Regions from separate parts of the Homo sapiens genome. Here all the other regions are linked to region 2. A link is a contact called in ENCODE Hi-C or POLR2A ChIA-PET data. All regions are on one chromosome and are shown on one strand. Each heading gives the region's core, a stretch centred on a gene start or an enhancer-like site at or near the end of the contact. The rest is flanking DNA. Distances are from core to core; before and after follow the strand shown. Region 1 overlaps MYO5C (myosin VC). Region 2 overlaps MYO5A (myosin VA). Region 3 overlaps MYO5A (myosin VA).

Region 1 (3,632 bases), core at 40-2,539, 94 kb before region 2:
CCCTGCGATCCTGGTGCTTCTGCTGGCATTGAGTGCCCTGCAGCTGAAACCCAGCCTGGTAAGTAAACAACGGTGAGTTTACTCAGCTCCGGGTAAGTTCCACCCATTCATTCCTGTCCCCTCCTCCCTCACATTCCTCTACCCACAAAGCAATGCTTCAAACTGGAGGAAGAGTTAACTTTACAGCATTCATCCAAACAGATGCAGTCCGCAGTTCATGCAAACAATGTAACCAGCTGTCAACTGACCTCCAGAATATGGGGCCTTCCCATGAGGCAGGAGTCTGTGGACTGGGATGGAACAGCTCGCCAAGCCCTTCAGCGGAGCCAGGAAAGAGAGGGCCACCTCCCAACTTCCCTGAGTGCCCTCCCCATGCCAAGGCGCCAAGCTGAGGCAGAGGCTCGGGACCACTGAACCTTATGAGCTCAAGACCATGCCAGCCACCCCCCCAAGGCACACAGGTGAGATGAGAACAGCATCTTCTCACGCCGCCTGCTTTTCTGAGGGATCTTCTGGCATGAGCCACAGAAATGACTTGAAGACTTATATGGAAGATGGGACAAGATGGGACGACATGTGTTTCCCTCCTAGAACCGCTTTCTGGACTGGGAGTGTCCACACTCCAGGTCAGCCAGGCCAGATTGTCACACCATGCCCCTCTCTTCCTCCTCCTCTTCATTCGCTCCTCATGGGCCCCTCCCCTGGCTCCCCTGCCCCTCCCACTGCCCCCCATGTCCGTGTCTCCCAAGGTCCTTCCCAGCCTCTTCTCATGATAGGCTGTTTCTGGAGAGTTCCACCCAATTCCACAGCTTCTGCAACTGCCTGGCACCTGTGCATCTGAGACCTCCCACCCAGATCGTGCACTGGAGCTCTACACCACATTTCCAATTGCCTCCAAGATGTCAGCCCCTAAATGTCCTCATAGACTCATAAATTCCAAACTCCAGTGATGCCGACGCTCCTCCTTCCTAGCTCTCTTGCCCCTCATGTCAGAAGCCTGGGACAGTGCTGGGCACCCCTCTGTGTCTCCACCCCAACAGCCCAACAGTCACCAGGTGCTAGAAAAGACTGCCTTTTAAAAGCCCTCTCCTGTCCGCCCCTGCCTACCAGCCCCCTTGCCATGGCCATAAGTCAGCCCCCAACCCTACCCCCACCAATCCTCTCTTGACTGGTGCAGCAGCCCCCGGAGGCTTCCTCAGCCAGGCTGAGCACGAGGTTTCTTTGGGCAGACAGACTCTCTCATCCGTACTTGATTGGAATTCCTGTGGGTGGGGCCCGGCAAGAGAAAAGCTTTGAAAATCAACCCCCACATGGGTTTTGAGGAAGAGCCAGGCCTGGGCAACCAGCATTCTGGCCAATTTCCTGCTCAGGCCTCACCCTCTTTTCAATCCACCCTCTGCCTGTGGCCACCCAAAACCACTAGCACTTTCTGGAACATGGCAGGCCTTCTTTGGCTTTCTGCTGTGTACTTCTGTTCCTTCCACCCTAGCCCCACCCATCCTCTCCCCATCCAAGAGCAAACAGCTCTGAACAGTCTGGAGTAGCTGGAGACACTCCTCATCTTGGCACTCTCCTTGCCACTTGCCATCTAGCAGAGCTGGATGCTTCCCTTGAGCGCTCTCTGCTCCTCCCCCAGGTATCTAGGCTGCCTCCCATCTCCCCCACTGGCATTTGAACTTTAAGAGCCTGGTCTTTGTGCTTGGAATCCAATGCAAAGGCTTCCCATAACTAGCACTCCATAAACAACTTTTGAACAAAAATTCAAATTCCCAGTGGTTCAGTTGCACCAATTAAAGACTAAGTATTTCAGTCTTTTCATCCCTTTTTTTCTCTTTGAACTACCCATACATAATACAATGGATACATTTAATTTTCCAGAGTTGTTAATGGTATATAGAAGTCTAAAAACTATTTAGAATTAGCCAAATTAAAAAAAAAATCGTTACGCTGAACTTTGACCTCATTTTAGACAGGGGCCCTGGACTGCTAGTCAAGACACTTCTTTTGACCTTGCACATCTGAGTTTCAGCAGAACTTTGAAGATATTTGTGAGTTCCTCTTGCACAAGTGAAAGAAACAGATGGTGGAATGACTGTAGTGAACCTGTCACTACACAGTCATAACCTGAGTTCTAATTAATGAGCAAGAGCAACCTTTAGGAAAAAAAAAAAAAAAAGGTCTCCAGAGGCATGCCACAGAGCTCTACCGCCTCCCCTTTCATTCAACACTTTCACCAGTATCGTAGATGAAAAAACAAAACACATGTATCAAACAAGCAGATGAAATGATTGATTAGCTAAAGATGATCAAGATTCAAAAGGTTTTTACAAGCTACAGAAACGCTGGGCACTAAACAAAACAGAAAATTTTATAGGGATAAATGTAAAGTCTGTATTTAGGTAAAAAAAATCAACTGTATTATAATAGCATCAGTATTTGAGTAATCTTTATTAAGCATTATGTGTCAGGTGCTGTGCTAAGGATTTTACACGCCATTAATCCTCATAGTGACCTCCTCAGCTGGTAAGCATGATTCAGTCCATTATACTGGTGTGGAAACTCAGGTTAAGTAACTTGCCTGGTGTCACCCAGTTAGTAAGGGGCAGGACCAGGACTTGATTTGACCCACCAGGGGCAGAGCATGTACCAGCTCTGCTTAAAGCACTAACATAATGCCAGGATACACTGAGGGATGCTCACAAGAAGTTGCACCGTACTCATGGCTGAGCAGATCAAGGCTAGAGAATAGTGCCACTAAAATGGGCATCAAGGTGTGAAAATTCACCCAGAGGAAGGTGGCCTGGATGCTGAGGGTCTGGAATGATGCTGTCAGAGAAATGGTTGGTGGCACTGTCACTCTCCTCAAGCCGTCTGTCCTACCCACCCTTCCTGCTCAGCAGCTGTCAAGCTCTCTGGGCTTTCTTCCTTCTCTGTCAGTATCTCTGTGCCTTCAACTCCTGCCACTGTGGCCTCAGGCCCTCACTCCTTTCTGAGGTTAACCCATGCCTGGTGCCTTTCTTATGTCTTCAAACTGCAGTCCTCTGCTGGTTTCCTCCCTTTCACGGGTCATGTCAGACTTTCCCTTTCCCCTTCACAGTTCTACCCAAACAGAAACGACGCCAGGGACCAAAACTAGCGGCCAAACCTAACAACCCATCCCCAGCCTTCATCCTTGTTGACTTCTCTGCAGCTACTAGAAAGAAAGACCGTCCAATCTTTAGGCAGTGATATGTGTGGTCTTTTTTCTTTGTTTGCATATTTTATGTTTTTTTTTTTTTTTTTTTTTTTTTGAGACAGGGTCTCGCTCTGTCGCCCAGGCTGGAGTGCAGCGGCGCGATCTCGGCTCACTGCAAGCTTCGCCTCCCGGGTTCACGCCATTCTCCTGCCTCAGCCTCCTGAGTAGCTGGGACTACAGGCGCCTGCCACCACGCCTGGCTAATTTTTTTGTATTTTTAGTAGAGACGGGGTTTCACCGTGTTAGCCAGGATGGTCTCGACCTCCTGACCTCGTGATCCGCCCGCCTCGGCCTCCCAAAGTGCTGGGATTACAGGCGTGAGCCACCGCACCCGGCCGCATATTTTATATTTATCTTCATACAGTATATAAACTGTTGTGCCCCATTTTTCACATAA
Region 2 (4,051 bases), core at 51-2,550:
TTTGACCATGTTGGCCAGGTTGGTCTCAAGCTCCTGACCTCAGGTGATCCACCCACCCTGGCCTCCCAAGTGCTGGGATTACAGGTGTGAGCCACTGCACCCGGCTGACGGATGCTTTTTCATTTATTTTTATACTATTCTGTATTTCCTGAAAACTGTCTTTACAATGTACATGTATTACTTTTAAAATTAGAAAAATAGGCTGGGCATGGTGGCTCGCGCCTGTAATCCCACTGGGAGGCCGAGTGGGGACGGATCACGAAGTCAGGAGTTCAAGACCAGCCTGGCCAAGATGATGAAACCCTGTCTCTACTAAAAATAGAAAATTAGTTGGGCATGATGGTGCATGCCTGTAATCCCAGCTACTCGGGAGGCTGAGGCAGGAGAATCACTTGAACCTGGGAGGCAGAGGTTGCGGTAAGCCGAGATCGCGTTATTGCACTCCAGCCAGGGCAAGAAGAGTGAAACTCTATCTCAAAATAAATAAATACATACATAAAATTAGAAAAATATTTCTGTTTTGTAAAAAAAACTCCAGAAAAATTGATTCTCCCTTCATGCATGGTATCTGAAGCAGGAGGAGGTGCTGGTGAAAACAGACACCCTCTGATGATTTCAGCAGTGGAGAAGCAGCAGGTAAGCATTCGCCAAACAGCCTTATCCCAGCCAGTGCTGGTTCCACCTAATGCCCAAATGAACAAAAATCCCAGAGAGATCAATTGAAGTAAATTCAAAACAGAAAACAGAACCAGAATGCTTGGTTGACCTCAAGTTTTCAAATCTTCAGATGGCTGCTAATTTACTCTCACATTCTCAAAAGGGACAAAAACTGAAAAAATAATCTACTGACTAGTGGTTTCCCTCTACAAGGCATGAAGACTTACCCAAATATTTTTTTCCTTATAAAAATGTAAGGAAAATATTAGTTTGCTTGGCTGGTTTGGCACTTCTTATAAGATATGTACTTTTTCACTGGGTGGTTCAGAAATACTTACGTGAATGGGAACTTGAAGTCATTAGGCTTGATACAGCGCACATAGTGAGGGGTAGTGGCATTGAGTGTCTCCATAAGCAGGTGCAGGGAGTTTCTGAACTGCATGAAAAAGGGCAGAAGAGGGTATCAAGGCTTTGTCCAAAGTCAAAGGTGAGGTAAAACAATGGGAAATTCCCTTCCTATGACACTAATGGAGAAAACTTTGCCACTTATAAACTTGACCCATCTTCAGAAGAGGAGCTGCCACAAAACAAGAATGCTAGGGCTTTTGGTTAAAATTTGCCTAAATTCTACCATTTTCATGCTTACTCTGCTAAATATAGATTCCTATACTCCCACTCCTTTTCCCCACAGGAAGCTACAGAAACCTGTTATGAGCTTAGTCATATGTAACTAACAATATAACCTTGCTTTAAGGCTATTTAATCACATAAAGTGGGAATTTTGATGGAAGATACTGGAAAACGTAGCAGATGACTTAAAAGAGTATAGGTAATGAATGAGAGAATGACAAAGGATAGGCAGAGAGGAGTTAAAATTAGGGACCTAGGATCAGGACTGGAGGCTGTGGACCTGGGTCAGGCCCTGTTTCTGTCTACACCAGGCACAGGGTCCCATGCACAGGACAGCAAGCTGAGGAGCGCTCAGCCTCCATTCAAAGCCCTACTCCCTGTTCAGGCACTAAGCATGTATGTAACATTTCCCACTCTCAGAGAACATAAGACATCAAAGAAAGGCGAGGGCCCTGTTCTGAAGGAGCTGACCGAGGCACTGTACAAATATAGAGACAAAACAAACAGAAAACTAAGCAAAGATGGGGTGGTCTGAGAGACGATATGCACGAGAGAATTAAGCTGTAGAGAAAATTATTTCGGGAAAGGCTTATGCAGAGTCACAGGTCTAAAACTGGGTGGAGAAGAGTTTTAGTGGATGGTGTCGTATGATCTCACAGTGAAAGCTCTAGGCTCTCCTCACCTGAGGATCCCACCTGGGAGGCTGAAGAGGGAAGATCTGAGGTTTCAGATGAGCCAGAAAGGAAGGAGCGTGGCAGCGGCAGCTCCCTGAACTCACCTGATGCCCCACTGTTTTCTTGTGCTCTTTGGCCATTTGGCCTGGTCTGCCTTTGGTGGGCTTTGCAGGAGTTCGTGTGAGGGGTGTGCGCCCTGAGGAGGTGGCTGAAGTTGGACTGATGGCCTTCTCATCATCTTGAAATAGTTCTGGTAGCATCTTAAACTAAGTCAGAAACAATATAAAGAAATTACATTCTAAACCAAACTTGAACGCAAACCTTCACAAAAGAAATATTACAGAGATTCCCTTCCTTAAGTAATCACTGTCAGAGTCACACTCCAGAAAGAGTCAGTATCTGTGCTAAGAGCCAAGAATATGAGAGGAAGGTGAGGTAAGTGCTATACAAAAATAACACGGAAAAATGCAATAATTCTACAACCATGTCTGGGGGAAAGCAAAGTCAAAACTACTGCACCCGGACTTGAAAACCTAATCCACAGGAAGTGACAAATCTAAACATATTAATGGGCTTGAACTATAATTATTTTACGAGAAAAACAGTAATTGAAAGTCTTATTACCTCAGTTCCACAAACTGTTTTAGCATCAGGTGGAGAAAAACACTAGTCCAAGTTTGCAAGTTATTTATCAAGTGTCTACTCACCTGCTTTATTTGTCTACCTACTAACTTAAGTGCTGAGCACTAACTGAAAAACATCACCGAAAATCTCAGCAGGAAAGGGTCATAAACAAATTCTACAATATTAGAAGGTTTTAAAAGTTATGAATAATAATTTTTGGAAGATAATTCGGGTTACAGAAAAAAAAGTTTAAAACCCTACCCATATCCTGTACATTTGATATTTGTTTTCAAGGGATTTATAACTTCAACAAATAATTCCTGTAATCAATTTTGTGTTCTATCAGGTTAGCAATGTGAAAGATTATTAAAAGATCTGGTACTCAATAAGTAGGTAGATGATATTAGTCAATATGGTTGGGAGAAATTTTATGGAAAAAAAGAGACTTCAAATGAATCCAAAGGAACATCTTGATGTATGTACATATCTTTACAACAGTGCCACATCCCATATAAATAAAACCAGTTCTTCTAATTAGTCAAGCTATATTTGCAACTATAATTATATATCTATTAACCTTAATACAACCTATTTAATCTTCATAACAATTCCATAAATTAGATGCTATCATGATTCTATTTTATAGATGAGAGATCTGAGGCATAAACTCAGTAGATGAACTGTGCTTCCCCTTATTAATCAGCTATACAGAAAGTAGAGGGTTAAAACTCATTTTAATGGTATTTGGTAGAACTGAAATTCAGTGGTATTTAGTCAAGTTGCAATTTATTTATATGCTTCCTGATATTAGATGTGGCCACAGAAGATTTCTTTATGGTGGAAAAATATCAAATAAAGCACCTTCTGATAAGTTTATAATTCCATATATATATATATTTTTTTAAACTCCTTTTCAAATTGTAAGCTAGAGGCTGCAGGAAAAAAAAAGACAAAACACATAAATACACAAACATACTCCACACTGTATTACTACAAAAATAATTCTACTCAAAACACATAACACAGATATTAATCTTCTAAAATTAGTACTTCCAAGAGAACACATTTACACTATGTGATACTGGCTTCTATCAGATGCAGTGAAATTATGAAGTTGATACTCCTAGATTGGGTTTCAGCAAAGACCAGCAGCAGAGGAAGCCTCCAAGCTATGTTAGGTAAATCACACACTGTCCCCACTTCAATGGAAACAATGTTACACAGACTGGCAGTCACTGCAAATGATTTGTCAGAATGCATACCCACCTTATGATGACTAAGGACTCAAAAGCCAATTAGAAAACTAAATCAGAATAAAGATAACTGATCAAAGATGCCTCAAGAATGAGAACCTGGCCAGGTGTGGTGGCTCACACCTGTAATCCCAGCACTTTGGGAGGCCGAGGTGGGTGGATCCCTTGAGACCAGGAGTTCAAGACCAGCCTGGACAACATGGTGAAACCCCA
Region 3 (3,779 bases), core at 1,111-3,610, 120 kb after region 2:
CTCTAAATAATAAAAATAAAAATAAGATAAAATTGAAAAAGGAATATATTTGTTTACACTACTTGAAAAAAGAAAATATTTGTTTTTTTCTGATTATAAAAGAATGTATGTTGATTATAACAATTCAGATATTACATAATTGAATAAAGTATTAATAGAAAATGAAAATCTCCCAAAACCCTCTTGCCCACAGAAAAAAATATTTTAAGCAGTCTAAACAGTCTAGTATAAACTTCCATAACATAGGCATACACACAGACACACACACACATACATATACTACACACACACACACACACACACACACACACACACTGTATTTTACTTTTCTCTATTTAACAATATATCCTAGACATTTATCCATATTAATATGAGATGCTGTTAATTATCTTTTTTAAATAGTGGTCAAGATAGTATTTATATATATAAACTAATATTAAATTTTTGTTTGGGAGGCCAAAGCGGGCAGATCACCTGAGGTCAGGAGTTCCAGACCAGCCAGGCCAGTGAAACCTCGTCTCTACTAAAAATATAAAAATTATCCGGGCATGGCGGCACACACCTGTAATCCCAACTACTCAGGAGGCTGAAGCAGGAGAATTGCTTGAACCTGGGAGTCAGAGGTTACAGTGAGCCAAGATCGCGCCACTGCACTCCAGCCTATGCAACAGAGTGAGACTCCATCCCAATACATATATACATACATACATACATACATAAATTTTTGAAATTCACAAAACCTGACAAAATGGATTCTAATTAGATCAGAAGTACTTCAGGGTCTAACACTGAACAACAGAGAGTAGAGACAAAATATAAAATAAAGCTCGTAATTATTCTGTATCATTTGTACATAAGATCTAAATATTTAATAGTGCTGTAATTGCAGACTTGCCATATTTACCTATAGTGCATTTACAAACTCTCTTTCTCACTCCAAACCAGAAATAATATAACCTCTGACCATACCACATCTATAGAAGTGTCTGATCAGTAAGGCCAGCCATTTCCAAAACTTTTAGTAAGAGAACAGAGAGGATACCAACCTAGTTGACAAATGTAAAAGGCAGATGAACACATACAGGGGTTTGCAAGTGTCAGCCTCCATTTAAAGTAATCAATTCTCTCATTGTGCCATTAGTAAATAACATTTTGGTTGATTTCTTCAGTTACACAAAGAATTAGTGTCTTCCTTTATGATTAAGGAAACAGAGATTGCCTTGTAAGTCTCAGCAAACGATACAAATTTAAGTACAAGTTGAAATCCTGTCATTTGGAGCAACATGGATAGAACCAGAGGTCATTATGTTAAGTGAAATAAGCCAGGCACAGAAAGACAAATATCACATGTTCTCATTCATATGTGAGAGCTAAAAAAGTAGGTCTCATGAAGACAAGAGAGTAGACTGGTGGATACCAGAGGCCAGGCAAGGTAGCAGGGACGGGGAGATAAAGAGAGGTTGATTAATGGGCACAAATATTAATATACAGTTTGATAGAAGAAATAAGATCTAGTGTTCAACAGATCAGTGGGATAACTACAGGTTACAATAATCTACTGTATATTTCAAAATAGCTAACAGACTAATTTGAATGTTTCTAGCATAAAGAAAAAACAAATAGGGAAGGTGATGGCTATCCCAATTACACTGATTAGATCTTTATAAATTATATCAATGTATTAAATTATAACATTACCCGCAAAATATGTACATCTATTATGTATCAATAAAAAATAAATTTAGGCTGGGCATGGTGGCTCACACCTGTAAATGCCAGCACTTTGGGAGGCCAAGGTGGGAGGATCTCTTGAGTCAAGGAGTTCAGGACAAGGAGTTCAGCCTGGGCAATATAGTGAGATGCTGTCTCTAAAAAAAAAAATAAAGAAATTTGCCAGGCATGGTGGCGCATATCTGTAGTTCCAGCTACTCAGGAGGCTGAAGTGGGAGGATCACTTGAACCTGGGAGGATGATGCAGTGAGCTAAGATTGTGCCATTGCACACCAGCCTGGGTGACAGAGCAAGACCATGTCTAGGAAAAATAATAATAAATTTACAAAAATAAATTTTAGAAACAACAAAACTGAATGAAATAAAAACTGAATCAAAAAAATTAAGTAAGTGGAAACTTATTATGTTCGTCTCCTGATATGGTCAAATTTTCTTAATTTCCTAACTACTTTTTTTCCACAAGGGTCCTATGTATTTTCTCACTTCTAAGAGGTATTATCTACCTCTACTTTAACTTTCCATACCAAATGAACAAATTTACCAAACATTTTACCATTAATCTAAAACTTAACAGGAATGGGTTAGCACATGATCGACATTGCTTTACCATCAACTTCACATAAGTGTTCAGAAACCAGGCGGAAGTGAAACCCTAAGTTGAAGGAGCTTTTAACGCTTGCATGAAAATTTTCTAGACCTTCAAAGGCTGTTGCTGCTGTTTCTCCTTCTTTTTTTTTTTTTTTTTTTGCCTTTTTAAATATCTTGTTCTCTTCTTTCCCCCACTGAAATTCAAGAATTTGCAGATACCATAAACTTGGGATATCCTAGAAACAACCATGGTTAGAAAACTGATATGTTTCTACACACTCATCCTTTAATTGATGTCCTCCACCCACTCACTCTTACTCATACCCAGCTAGCTTCTCCCATATTATTGAAACTTCAATCCTTGCCTCTGTCATGTTCAGGTTTCTAAGCCTGGGGAAGATAACACTTTAAAATGCCGTAAGTACAGTGGGAAAGGACTGAGGAGGTAGCCAGAAAACCTAGAAATTATGACTAGGACTGGATTCTTTGGCATTAATACCCATGTTTTGCAATGTCCAAAGCATGACTAGAATTGATCTTTCACCCCCGAATGCTGTCATATTCCCATATTACCTGTATTTCTGTGCCTAAATAACACCATATAGACAAATTCTCCAATTTTATATTAACTTTATTCACATTGAAGCTGCCACATCTTACATTAGGAATGCTTTCAGCTACAAGGAACAGAAAAGTCTGACAGAACGCTGGGCGAGGTGGCTCACGTCGGTAATCCCAGCATTTTGGGAGACCAAGGCGGGTGGATCGCGAGGTCAGGAGTTCAAGACCAGATGGTGAAACCCTGTCTCTACTAAAAATACAAAAATTAGCCGGGCATGGTGGCGGGCACCTGTAATCCCAGCTACTCAGGAGGTTGAGGCAGAGAATTGCTTGGACCCAGCAGGCAGAGGTTGCAGGGAGCTGAGATCGCACCACTGCACTCCAGCCCGGGCGACACAGCGAGACTCCATCTCAAAAAAAAAAAAGAAAAAAGAAAAGTCTGACAGGTAGGTTAAACTCTTAGGAGTTTGTATCCTTAACAAGAAGTCCAGAGAAGGTTATCTCGGGGCTATTCTGGCAGCTCAATAATGTCGTTAAGAACTCAGACTCGGCAGTTCCCATTATCTTCGGGAGCTGTGGAGGTAGGAATTTAAGACAGGCCCATTTTATTAATTTATTTTCAAATGCAACAAAAGGTCCAAGGACAATCTGTGGGCCACTTAATTCAGGGCCCTCAATTCGTACATGGAGAACTCTCAGATACAGCCAAAGCCATGGGTTTTGGAGACCTGAAAAGCCCCGCCGGCCTCCAGGTGCTCAATGATTACCTGACAGACAAGAGCTACATCAAGGGGTATGTGCCATCACAAGCAGATGTGGCAGTATTTGAAGCAGTGCCCCGCCCACTGCCTGCCGACTTGTGTCATGCTCTATGTTGGTATAATCACATCAAGTCTTAC

The links. A loop is a pair of places that touch in the nucleus more often than their neighbours do. ChIA-PET counts read pairs that join two places held with the same protein, here RNA polymerase II (POLR2A). Pooled maps may share reads with other maps.
Region 1: a pooled map shows a loop between it and region 2 (2.0-fold over the local background). The contact joins two enhancer-like sites. A Hi-C loop is called at or near these places in 1 of 37 single-sample maps with no recorded cell type and 3 of 50 pooled maps. POLR2A ChIA-PET finds 5 or more read pairs at or near these places in 2 of 52 experiments (activated CD4-positive, alpha-beta T cell and activated naive CD4-positive, alpha-beta T cell).
Region 3: a pooled map shows a loop between it and region 2 (3-fold over the local background). The contact joins two enhancer-like sites. A Hi-C loop is called at or near these places in 1 of 37 single-sample maps with no recorded cell type and 3 of 50 pooled maps. POLR2A ChIA-PET finds 5 or more read pairs at or near these places in 3 of 52 experiments (PC-3, activated CD4-positive, alpha-beta T cell and activated CD8-positive, alpha-beta memory T cell).

What each region holds. Positions count from the first base shown.
Region 1 is chr15:52,288,467-52,292,098 of GRCh38, forward strand. The region is part of intron 1 of MYO5C (myosin VC); the gene reads right to left. Among named protein-coding and RNA genes, the nearest start is that of MYO5C, 5.5 kb to the right of the region's middle. Within about 2 kb of position 1,290, at least 16 of the 41 ENCODE cell types and tissues checked have a DNase peak (open chromatin) inside an H3K27ac peak, as active enhancers do.
Region 2 is chr15:52,382,096-52,386,146 of GRCh38, forward strand. MYO5A (myosin VA) reads right to left here. Exons shown (of 42, transcript NM_001382347.1): 15 at 2,066-2,227; 16 at 996-1,093. Among named protein-coding and RNA genes, the nearest start is that of MYO5C, 88 kb to the left of the region's middle. RefSeq lists enhancers at 1,389-1,448, 1,489-1,718. Within about 2 kb of position 1,301, at least 2 of the 41 ENCODE cell types and tissues checked have a DNase peak (open chromatin) inside an H3K27ac peak, as active enhancers do.
Region 3 is chr15:52,501,596-52,505,374 of GRCh38, forward strand. All of the region lies in intron 1 of MYO5A (myosin VA), which reads right to left. It also overlaps the pseudogene EEF1B2P1. Among named protein-coding and RNA genes, the nearest start is that of MYO5A, 25 kb to the right of the region's middle. Within about 2 kb of position 2,361, at least 3 of the 41 ENCODE cell types and tissues checked have a DNase peak (open chromatin) inside an H3K27ac peak, as active enhancers do.